Linked DNA regions of Mus musculus: all the other regions are linked to region 1. A link is a contact called in ENCODE Hi-C or POLR2A ChIA-PET data. All regions are on one chromosome and are shown on one strand. The core of a region is the stretch at or near the end of the contact, and the rest is flanking DNA. Distances in the headings are between cores, read along the strand shown. Region 1 overlaps Trim71 (tripartite motif-containing 71). Region 2 has its middle 20 kb from the start of Trim71. Region 3 holds the start of Trim71 (tripartite motif-containing 71).

Region 1 (3,037 bases), core at 289-2,788:
GTGCCTGAGCCTTCCTTTGTGAGAGACCAAGTGACATTGAAGGAGAAACAGACTTAAAAAGTTTTAAATAAGTAAACGATAAACAGAGGTTGATAATGTACTTCAGTCGAGACATTTTGACAAACTTGAGATTACGTGGCGATCACGGCTTTTGGGCTTTCCCCCTGTATTTAATATTCCTCGCTGATGAGGGTCCCTGGGCTTAGAACCATTGCTCCTGTTTCCCCAACATGTCCTCCAATATGTGTGTCCCGGCTTGAGCCGGATGGAGGACTGAAAAAATCGTGTGTGTGTGTGTGTGTGTGTGTGTGTGTGTGTGTGTGTGTGTTCACCAACAAAGCATTTTATTTCAGGAGGTACATAGGCCTGCCTGCCTACCTTGTGTTGTTATTTATTTATTTTCTTTAGTCTTCCCCACCCCCACTCCCCATTCCACTCCACCCCCGTTCCTTTCCTGCTGGGCCCACATTCCTTGGTCTTTGTCTCTGCTTGGTATTTTAGAAATTTTGGGAGAGGAAGGCTGGGAGAGGTGGGACGTTCTAGAAGCTGGGGGCAGGGAAGGGGGTGGTCACTTGGAGGGTCAGAGGTCAGGCTAGCTCCATTTAGCTAGAGCAGCCAGATTGTCGCCAGGCTCGAGGGGGCGTGTCCATGCATCTGCCGGGGTAGCCCCAAACAGGCGGCACGTAGGCCCTGGAATTTCTGCCACCAGCGGACTCCACCCCTTCCCTTTCTGCTTCCCTGTAGTGGCTGCCACTTTTGCGGGGTGGGGGCACAGGCTCTTATCTGTATACTCTGTTCCATTTTTCTTAATAAGGATCCCCTGCCCCCCGTTTATTTTTTTTTCCATTTTTTATTAGGTATTTAACTCATTTACATTTCCAATGCTATACCAAAAGTCCCCCACCCCCGTTTATTTTTAAATTACATTTTTTGGTTTAGGGGTAGGTTGTATGGAGACTTGGTGGAGTCTGTTCTGCCCACATGTGGGTCCTGGGATCAGACACCCATGGCCTTGCTTGGCAGGCAGCACCTCAAATCCCCAAGTCCTCTCCTGAGCCGCCAGTCGCAACTGATCATCCAACTGTAACTGTTGATCGATTTTCGGAGCGACCTTCCTCATTCATTGAATATATGTAGTTCTAAAATTCTACCTCCCTAGTCTTAGAAATGGCAGGTAGATAAGTGTGAGATAGTCTAAAAATATAACTCCAATCCATAACTAGAAGACTTAAAATTGTTCTTATTTTATGGTTTTGCCACCCTAAAGTTGCATGGTCTTAAGTTTTGATTTAAAACGTAACGATTTAAAAATGCATTTTAAAATTGTAGTTTCCTAGTTATGAGCACGAGGAGGCTGTTGTATGCATCTGTATGTAGGTTTTATTCCTCGCCACTTGGGTGCCACCGCCCCTCCTCAGCCCAGCTTGTCTGCATTCACAGCGCATCCGGACTTGGCTCCCATCCGTCGTGACCCGAGTCCGGGCCACGTTTCATGGCAGACACCCTTTGACTCATTTAAGAAGCATCTGGGCTGTTCTGACACCACCGCCTGCTCTGGCCGGGATTTCTTTCCCATATTTGCAGAGTGCTTCCTCGGGGCTTACTCTGAGGCCTCAGGGGATCTCCTGTGCCTGGCATCACGGAAGCCCCGTTGCAGGGTCCACCAGGCCTAAAGGTCTGGGAGTTTCCTAACGTTTGGACAGTTTCAGTTTGGAGCCCAGTTTCTTATCTCAGCCCAGAATTACCTGGAAGCTTTTTGCTTCCTGTTGTCCGTCCCCAGACAGGCCGGCTCCTGAGATTTTGAAGGCTGGAAAGGGTCTCCTGAGGTAGCAAGTCAGACCCCATTTGTTTCCCAGTTTAGAGGGAGGTTCAAGGCAGGCAGAGGAAGTCACTGGACAGGTGTCCTGGCTCAGGAGCCTGGGGTGTGCTGACCTCTGGTCTCGGAGAGTCAGTTGCTTTCACTACATCTGGAGAAAGCAAGGGTGCCTGAGTCCACTATTTCAGTGTAAACTGCACCTTCTGGTGGGAGGTTTCCACACAGCCCTTTGGGGGAGCGGCTGGCGGCGGCAGGGAGGTTAAGGGGGGGGAGGGTTATTCCTTTCTTCCCTTAGGAGGGGGAGGGGGAGGGGGCTGAGGGAGGGAATGTGGCAGGATTGCCTAGCCCAGTAGATTCGCTCTATCCCCACATGGAAACTTACTAGGGATTGCTCCAGATTCATTGAGCCGAGCGTCGTCTTGCTGGTTATTTGGGATTCTCTCCCTGAGTCTGACAGGATAGACTTACTTTAAAAGTGGTTGCTGCTGCTGAAGGCTTTAGTCTACAGTGTTGGCTAAAAAGTGATTAAAATTGGTTACTCAGTCACGTTTCCTTGTGCAGACCCAACAAAAGATCTGATCCATTTCTCTGTGAGATTTAAAAAAAAAAAAAAAAGGTATTCCCAAATCGCCTATCTCTGGATGCAGGATAAATTACCAGTAACTTACAGGCCCTAGTGGGACAGCACAGCACATGTCACCCCTCAAATCACCCGCGAGGGGGACAAACCGGCACAGGAAACAGCATTCCCCTCACTGTGGGTCTTCCCAGCTCCACTCTGGGGATCTCTGTCTAAATTGTTTTCTGTTAGCCCCTCCCTCCTTCAGCCTTCAAAGCTGTCTCCCATCTTTTCCTGGCTACTGGGTCCAAGACTCTTGAAGTGTTTTGTTGTGGGTGGGGTAGCCAGCCCTGAGCTAGGCTTGGAGCGCCCCTGCTGTGTGGTTCTGAGAGGGCCCCCCCCCCCACACCTCCTGTCCTCATGTGGAGATTTAAATGTGTTGCTGCCGGTGGCAAGGAATCCAGCTTACACATTGATTCCTCGTGTCCCTGTGGCAGCTTTCCCCTCGCCCCCAGCTGCTCGTGAAATCAATCCAAGAGACAGTAACTGAGGGAGGAGCATGGCTGGTTTCCATGCTGAGCCCTCTCTCCCGAGAGCCTCTTGCCTGTCAGCAGGTGAGGGGTGTCCAGCCCTTCTCTCCCCCAGCTCATGGGCTCTTAAGG
Region 2 (3,037 bases), core at 186-2,685, 57 kb before region 1:
TCGAAAAACCAAAAAAAGAAAAAAAAGAAAAAAAAAAAAAAGAAATATGTGAGATTGAAGCCATTCTGGACAGTATAGCAAATTCCAGGCCAGCCAGGGTTTCATAATGAGACCTGTCTCAAAGGGGAAGGGGAGAGAATAAGAAGTAAATTATGAAGATGGGTGAGAGGAGCTGAAGGTATGCAGAGGATGGTGCTCGATTCCCAGAATCCACACGGTGGCTCGAAACCAGGTAGCTCCAGGTCAATAGAGCTGATGCCCTCTTCTGGCCTCCGGGGGCGCATAACCTGCTGGTAAAATACTCCCCATGTAAAGTAGAGTTTCATGCTATTTTTCTTTCTGGGCTTAGCAGTGTTCCAAGGGGCCTGAAATGGGGTGGCCTGTAATAGCCCCAAGGTCCCAGGGCCCTCAGTATTTGTGTCCCTCACCCCTTGTGGAGTAAAGGTTGAGCAATGGCCCAGGATAGGTGCCTTAGTTAATGGTCAGACTGGATCCTAGAAGCCAACAGGCCTGGCCTAAAGTAAACACAAAGTAAACACGCCCTGACACAAAGCTGGGAGGCGGGCGCAGAGGCTCGGCCAGGTGCGAGTGGGCTGTCACGGAAGGAGGCAGTGAAGTTCATTAGCCTCCTCATTTGGGGCAAAGCGAATCCGTGTGGTGACACACAATTGTCTTGGAGGATTTAAGGGGATTTGCCTGAGTGTCCCGGTGGGCCCCTAGCCTCCTCCTAATCCAGTCCACATTTCAGACTACTTAGGAACGCATTAAATGTCAAAGCCGGCGTTTAGGAAAATATCTACATTTCGTATGCAACGCCCGGGTCAAAAGAAAAGCCAAACCGACGAACCTTCCAGCTTTTGGCGCAAGAGGCACTCTGTGTGGTCCCCAGTGTGAATGGGGAGGGCCGCGCTCCCCTCCCAGGAATGCAGTCCTTTCTCTAGGGGAAAATGCTAATGCTTTGTTTCTGCCTTGGCTCCCCCAGGCGCGGGGGCGCCCCCGCACGATTGTCACCGCCACATTAGCATGTGAGCAGCCCCTATCCCCACCCACACCCACACCCCCCCCCCCCCAGCTCAGCCCTGATTGGGGACTTCTGGGACCCGGGCAATGGCCAGCTGCCAACAGTCTTACCACAGTCCATATCTCCGCTGAGACCTCAGGAAGCTAACAGGCAACCCTGCAGGTGGGGAGTTTTCACTCCATACGCGTTGATCCTTTAATATACGAGAAAAAACTTTATTGTAGCTGTCCCACCAAGGAAATCAAAATCATTGGAACAGCTGTGGTCCCGCTGCGATCTGTGTCCTTATCACCAGGGTATCCTGCCCACGATGTGACTCTTCACACGACCTCCAAGCTATTCCCAGCGGGGACAGCCGGGAAGGGGTACGGCCAGCCCGCGGGATCCCTCTGGAAAGCAGCAGAGAGGCAGAGTCTCGGGACGCAACCGGGAATCCGCGTGGAGCCCGGGGCGCCGAGCGCCACCTAGCGGCAGCGCGGAACAGCCCAACAAATTTCTTCACTGATTTCTTCCCGTCATCTGTTCCTTTCCACTTTATTCGATTCTATTGATTTTGTTTTAGTTATTTGACTAGTTTGTTTTATACAGCTTTATTTTACTCCTGTCACTTCCGTGGTTGAGTAAATGTATAAGCCATTTCTATCTTTGGCTTTTTTTTTTTTTTTTGGTTTTTTTCCCCATTGTTTAGATTTTAATTTTTACCATAATAACATTACTCAATGTATTTCATTTGCTTCGGTTCCTTGACTTATCTTTGCTCTGTGGGTGAAGGTTTAAGATCCTCTGTACTCTTCTGGCTCTTTTCTGCCTGAGTTTTTGGGGGTTTTTTTGTTTTGTTTTTTTGTTTGTTTTTGTTTTTTGAGACAGGGTTTCTCTGTGTAGTCCTGGCTGTTCTGGAACTCACTTTGTAGACCAGGCTGGCCTCAAACTCAGAAATCCGCCTGCCTCTGCCTCCCAAGTGCTGGGATTAAAGGCGTGCACCACCACCACCCGGCCTGAGTTTTTAAAGAAAGGAAAAATACTGCTTTAGCTAAGTACTCCCAAGTATTGGACAAGGATGATATTTTATGGCTTTATGCCGAGGCTGGGCCAGGCAAGCATCTATTTGGATAAATACCATTGATAAGTATTTCAGCTGGCATTGTGACAAAGGACTGTCTTGCCTGTAGTCCCTGACTAAGGCAGAAGATTGCTCAGAAGTTTAAGCTTGACTGCATGAAACAATGGAGTGAGAATTTGTCTCAAAAATCAAACGACAGGGACTGGAGAGATGAATCTACAGTTAAAAACACTGGCTGGCTGGCTGACTGCTCTTCTAGAAGAACCGGGTTCAATTCTCAGTGCCCACACATCGACTCACAGCCATCTGCAATTCCAGTTCCAAGGGATCCAACGCCCTCTTTTGGCTTCCTCTGGGCACTGGAAGTAGTGCACAGAATACATGCATGCAAAACACCCATACACAAAATATAAATAAAATAAAAATCAAACAAGGCCAGAAAGATGTGGTTGGTTGCCCGTACCTTTAATTCCAGCACTCAAGAGGCAGAGGCAGACAGATCTCTGTGAGTTGCAGAACAGCCGGGGCTACAAAGAAAGACCTTGTCTTCAACAACAACAAAATCAAATAACAACCATAACATATACTTCTCCAGTTGCTGTAGTGTAAAAATAATAATAATGATAATGACGATAATAGAAAGTCAATTATTGGTCAGTTGAAGGTCAGTCAGCCTTTTAAAGCCCATCTAGGAACCTGCTCTTGGCAAAACACAGCGCCCAGTTCTAGAAGGGAAGCCCCAGAATGAGATTGGTAGGTAGGGTAGTGTAGAGAGGAGTCCAGGGTGAGATGGAGAGTGGACTGAAGGTGTATATAATTGAAGTACGTGGTGAACATCCATGAAATTCTCAAATAATAGGTTAAAAACATTTAAAACATTTCCGTTAAAAAAAAATGTATGTGCATAAGTGTTTTGCCTGGATGTGTGCTGGAGCCATGGAGGCCAGAAGAGGGCG
Region 3 (3,037 bases), core at 145-2,644, 37 kb before region 1:
GGAAAGCAGAGGGGTCTCTGGTCTTCCCATGATGCTGTAGGTCACTTGTGGGGGGTGGGGGTGGGGGAGAGGAGTGTGTGTGTGTGTGGCTTGTCCCTGAAGTATCTGAGCCCCAAGGGATTTGCCTCTTCAGCAGCCTGTCCAGAATGGATTCATGTTTCTAGAATGATCTTTTCTGTTGTTGTTTTTTTTTTTTTTCCCCATGAATAAAAGGCAGTATCTAGAATTGCATCCTATCCGTATCATTACGATCCAGGAATGGTTACTTAGATTGGAAGCTACATTCTCTTCTAGGCTTTCATAATCATACACACACACACACACACACTCACACACACACACACACACACACACACACACACACACACACACACACACAGTGTGTCTATGTGGGGGTATGTGCACATGAAGCAAGAAGTTCAGAGCCACCCAAAGTGGGGTTCTGAGAATTGAACTCTCCTCTTGATGGACTGCAGAGCTAACCTTTCCAGTTCTTTCATCACTTTCTTGAGAGGTTTCATGTAGCCCAGATCTTGAACGTGTGAGGGTCCAGCGTGCAGTCTTTTTCCTTTCAAAGTATAATCTACAGAGTGAAATTTTATACACAGCTTGATGGCATTTGTTTATGTATTTTACTCGCGAGTTAATTTGACAGAGGGTCTCACAGTGTAGTTCTGCCCTAGCCTCTTGCTTGCTGAATTATAATGGGTACACCACCACACCCATCTTAAGTAGCATTAAAAAAAAAAAGTTCTGAGAGCAGCCTTTCCAAGTCTTTCTTCTGAGAGCCTTAAAGTTTCACCCTCAGAACCGCCTGGGGCACCACCCAGATGGCCGCGGGGCCCGTCAGTGGGTCGCCTTCTCTTAACAGCTGCCTGGGCTCCCATTAAAACTGAGAGCAACCAGCCCCTTGGACGTCCAGAATTCAGAGTCGTTTAGTTCCATGCATCCAACTGCACAACTGTGCGATGCTTGAGGTCGGTCTCAGCTTTGTAGAGTCCTAGAGAAATGTAAAGGAAAAGGAAGAGAAAAAAAAGGGGGTGATGGTGGTGTTGGGGGTGGGGGGACCTAGCTCTCCGGGGCAGTGGCCATCAGCTTCCAAGAGGCAAAGATTCAGAATGAAGTCTTTTTTTCTTTCTTTCTTTCTTTTTTTTTTTTTTAATAAACGGAAGAGTCGCTCTGCGTTCCTCGCCCAGGAGGTTCCAAAGGTCGTCACACTGAGGCCTGGGGGCGATCGTCTCCCCCGCGGCCGGAGCGGGGGAGGAGGGTGGTGGGAGGAGGGGAGGCGTACACAAAAGCCGGCCGGGCCAAGAGGGCTAATGTTTCCTGTTTGCCTGGAACCCCCTCCCCGGCCTCCCCTCCCCCACCCCTCCCAGCACTCGGGCGGAAGTGAGTTTGCTCCTTTGGAGATTAAAAGGATTCCGAATTCCGATCAGTCCCAATAACCCGCGTTCTGAGAGGCGGCAAAGCGGAGAAAGAAGGGGGACACGCGCACGCACACAGCCCCTCGTTCGGGGGAGTCGTGCAAAATAAAGCCCAAAGCAACCCAGGACACCAGGGCATCGGGAGAGCCTGAGCCCGGTAGGCGCAGCGCAGCCGGGGCCACCCGCATCCCCGCTCGGCGAATCGTTCGTAGGAGGATGACGCAGGCGGGAGCCGCGGGCGGCGTTGGCCACGCGGCTCCCGAAGTGGCCGCGCGGGTCCCTCGCGTACTCCTCTGATTCGAGCAAGCCCGGGAGGGAGACTCGGTTCCCGAGGCTCCGGGATTGAAGGGGGGACCCAAGCGAGGGTGAAATGGCCCGATGACAAAGGAAATGTGATCCTCCTTCGCTGCCCAGGTTTCGGAGAGGACGGCCGTGAGGAGGAGGGGCGCGCGGCTCGCGCGGAACGCGGATAGCATTGCACGACGGCCCCGCGCGGAGCGGGCGGCCCGTACATCCAATATCTTCCCGCCGATGAATAATTCAGGGCGGCCCGCGGGGACCTGCGGCCCCGCGCCGCGGAGCGCCTGAGGCCGGAGAAGGGTCGGAGCGCGCGCTAGAGAGCGAGCCAGGAGGCCGGAGGACACGCGGGCGCCGGGCCGCGTGGGGCGCGCGCGCGTGTGAGCGCATAGAGACCGCGGCCCGGCAGGGCTGCGCACGGGCGCGGAGCGTGTGGGGCGCGCGTGCGTACTTGGCACGCGTGCTTCCGCGGGCCGGGGGCCCCCGCACGAGGCGCAGCTGCGCGCCCGAGCCGACCGCGCCGCGGGGGAGGCTGCGCCTCGGCCGCCACGCAGGAGCTCCTGCCGCCGCGTCATGCGGCGGGGCGGCCGGCGGCGCGCGCGGGGACTTGGACTGCTGCGACTCCCGGACGTTTTCCCCTCCCTCCAGGAGGCTCAATTCATTTAGCCGGAGGGCAAGGAAAAAAAAAAAACAACACAAGCAAGACTCGTTGGGACCAAATTGGTTTGCGCCGCGGGGACCGGATTCCACGGCGGACTTTGAGACTTGTGCGGGCGCTCGTTTGCTGAGGAGTAGCAGTGCAAACCCGCCCTGCCGAGGTGGCCCAGGGGTCGCCTCCACCGCGTCCTCGATGCGCTCTGCTGAGTGAGCCGCGCGCCCTCATCCTCCTCGCCGCGCGCCCTCTGCCCTCCAGCCCGCCTGCAAATGGCTTCGTTCCCGGAGACCGACTTCCAGATCTGCCTGCTGTGCAAGGAGATGTGCGGCTCGCCCGCGCCGCTCTCCTCCAACTCGTCCGCCTCGTCGTCGTCCTCGCAGACTTCCACGTCGTCGGCGGGCGGCGGCGGCCCCGGGGCGGCGGCGCGGCGTCTTCACGTCTTGCCCTGCCTGCACGCCTTCTGCCGGCCGTGCCTCGAGGCGCACCGGCTGCCCGCTCCCGGAGGCGCGGGCCCCGCCGAGGCGCTGAAGCTGCGCTGCCCCGTATGTGACCAGAAGGTGGTCCTGGCCGAGGCGGCGGGCATGGACGCGCTGCCATCCTCCGCCTTCCTGCTCAGCAACCTGCTGGACGCCGTGGTGGCCACCGCCGAAGAGCCGCCGCC

Evidence for each region. Hi-C counts contacts between places; a loop is a spot of excess contacts on that map. ChIA-PET counts read pairs that join two places held with the same protein, here RNA polymerase II (POLR2A).
Region 2: POLR2A ChIA-PET joins it to region 1 with 13 read pairs in embryonic stem cell. The contact joins two enhancer-like sites. A Hi-C loop is called at or near these places in 3 of 37 maps with a recorded cell type or tissue (CH12.LX, heart and mouse embryonic stem cell). POLR2A ChIA-PET finds 5 or more read pairs at or near these places in 3 of 5 experiments (all embryonic stem cell).
Region 3: a loop to region 1 is called in a map of mouse trophoblast stem cell, with 2.2 times the contacts of the local background. The contact joins the promoter of Trim71 here to the enhancer-like site in region 1. A Hi-C loop is called at or near these places in 4 of 37 maps with a recorded cell type or tissue (left cerebral cortex, mouse embryonic stem cell, mouse trophoblast stem cell and 1 more). POLR2A ChIA-PET finds 5 or more read pairs at or near these places in 3 of 5 experiments (all embryonic stem cell).

What each region holds. Positions count from the first base shown.
Region 1 is chr9:114,525,777-114,528,813 of GRCm38, reverse strand. All of the region lies in intron 1 of Trim71 (tripartite motif-containing 71), which reads left to right. Among named protein-coding and RNA genes, the nearest start is that of Ccr4, 31 kb to the right of the region's middle. Within about 2 kb of position 1,538, at least 1 of the 3 ENCODE cell types and tissues checked has a DNase peak (open chromatin) inside an H3K27ac peak, as active enhancers do; it is heart, where a contact is called at or near this core.
Region 2 is chr9:114,582,374-114,585,410 of GRCm38, reverse strand. No RefSeq gene overlaps it. Among named protein-coding and RNA genes, the nearest start is that of Trim71, 20 kb to the right of the region's middle. Within about 2 kb of position 1,435, at least 1 of the 3 ENCODE cell types and tissues checked has a DNase peak (open chromatin) inside an H3K27ac peak, as active enhancers do; it is heart, where a contact is called at or near this core.
Region 3 is chr9:114,562,726-114,565,762 of GRCm38, reverse strand. It overlaps Trim71 (tripartite motif-containing 71), which reads left to right and starts at 1,394. Exons shown (of 4, transcript NM_001042503.2): 1 at 1,394-3,037. The coding sequence starts at 2,646.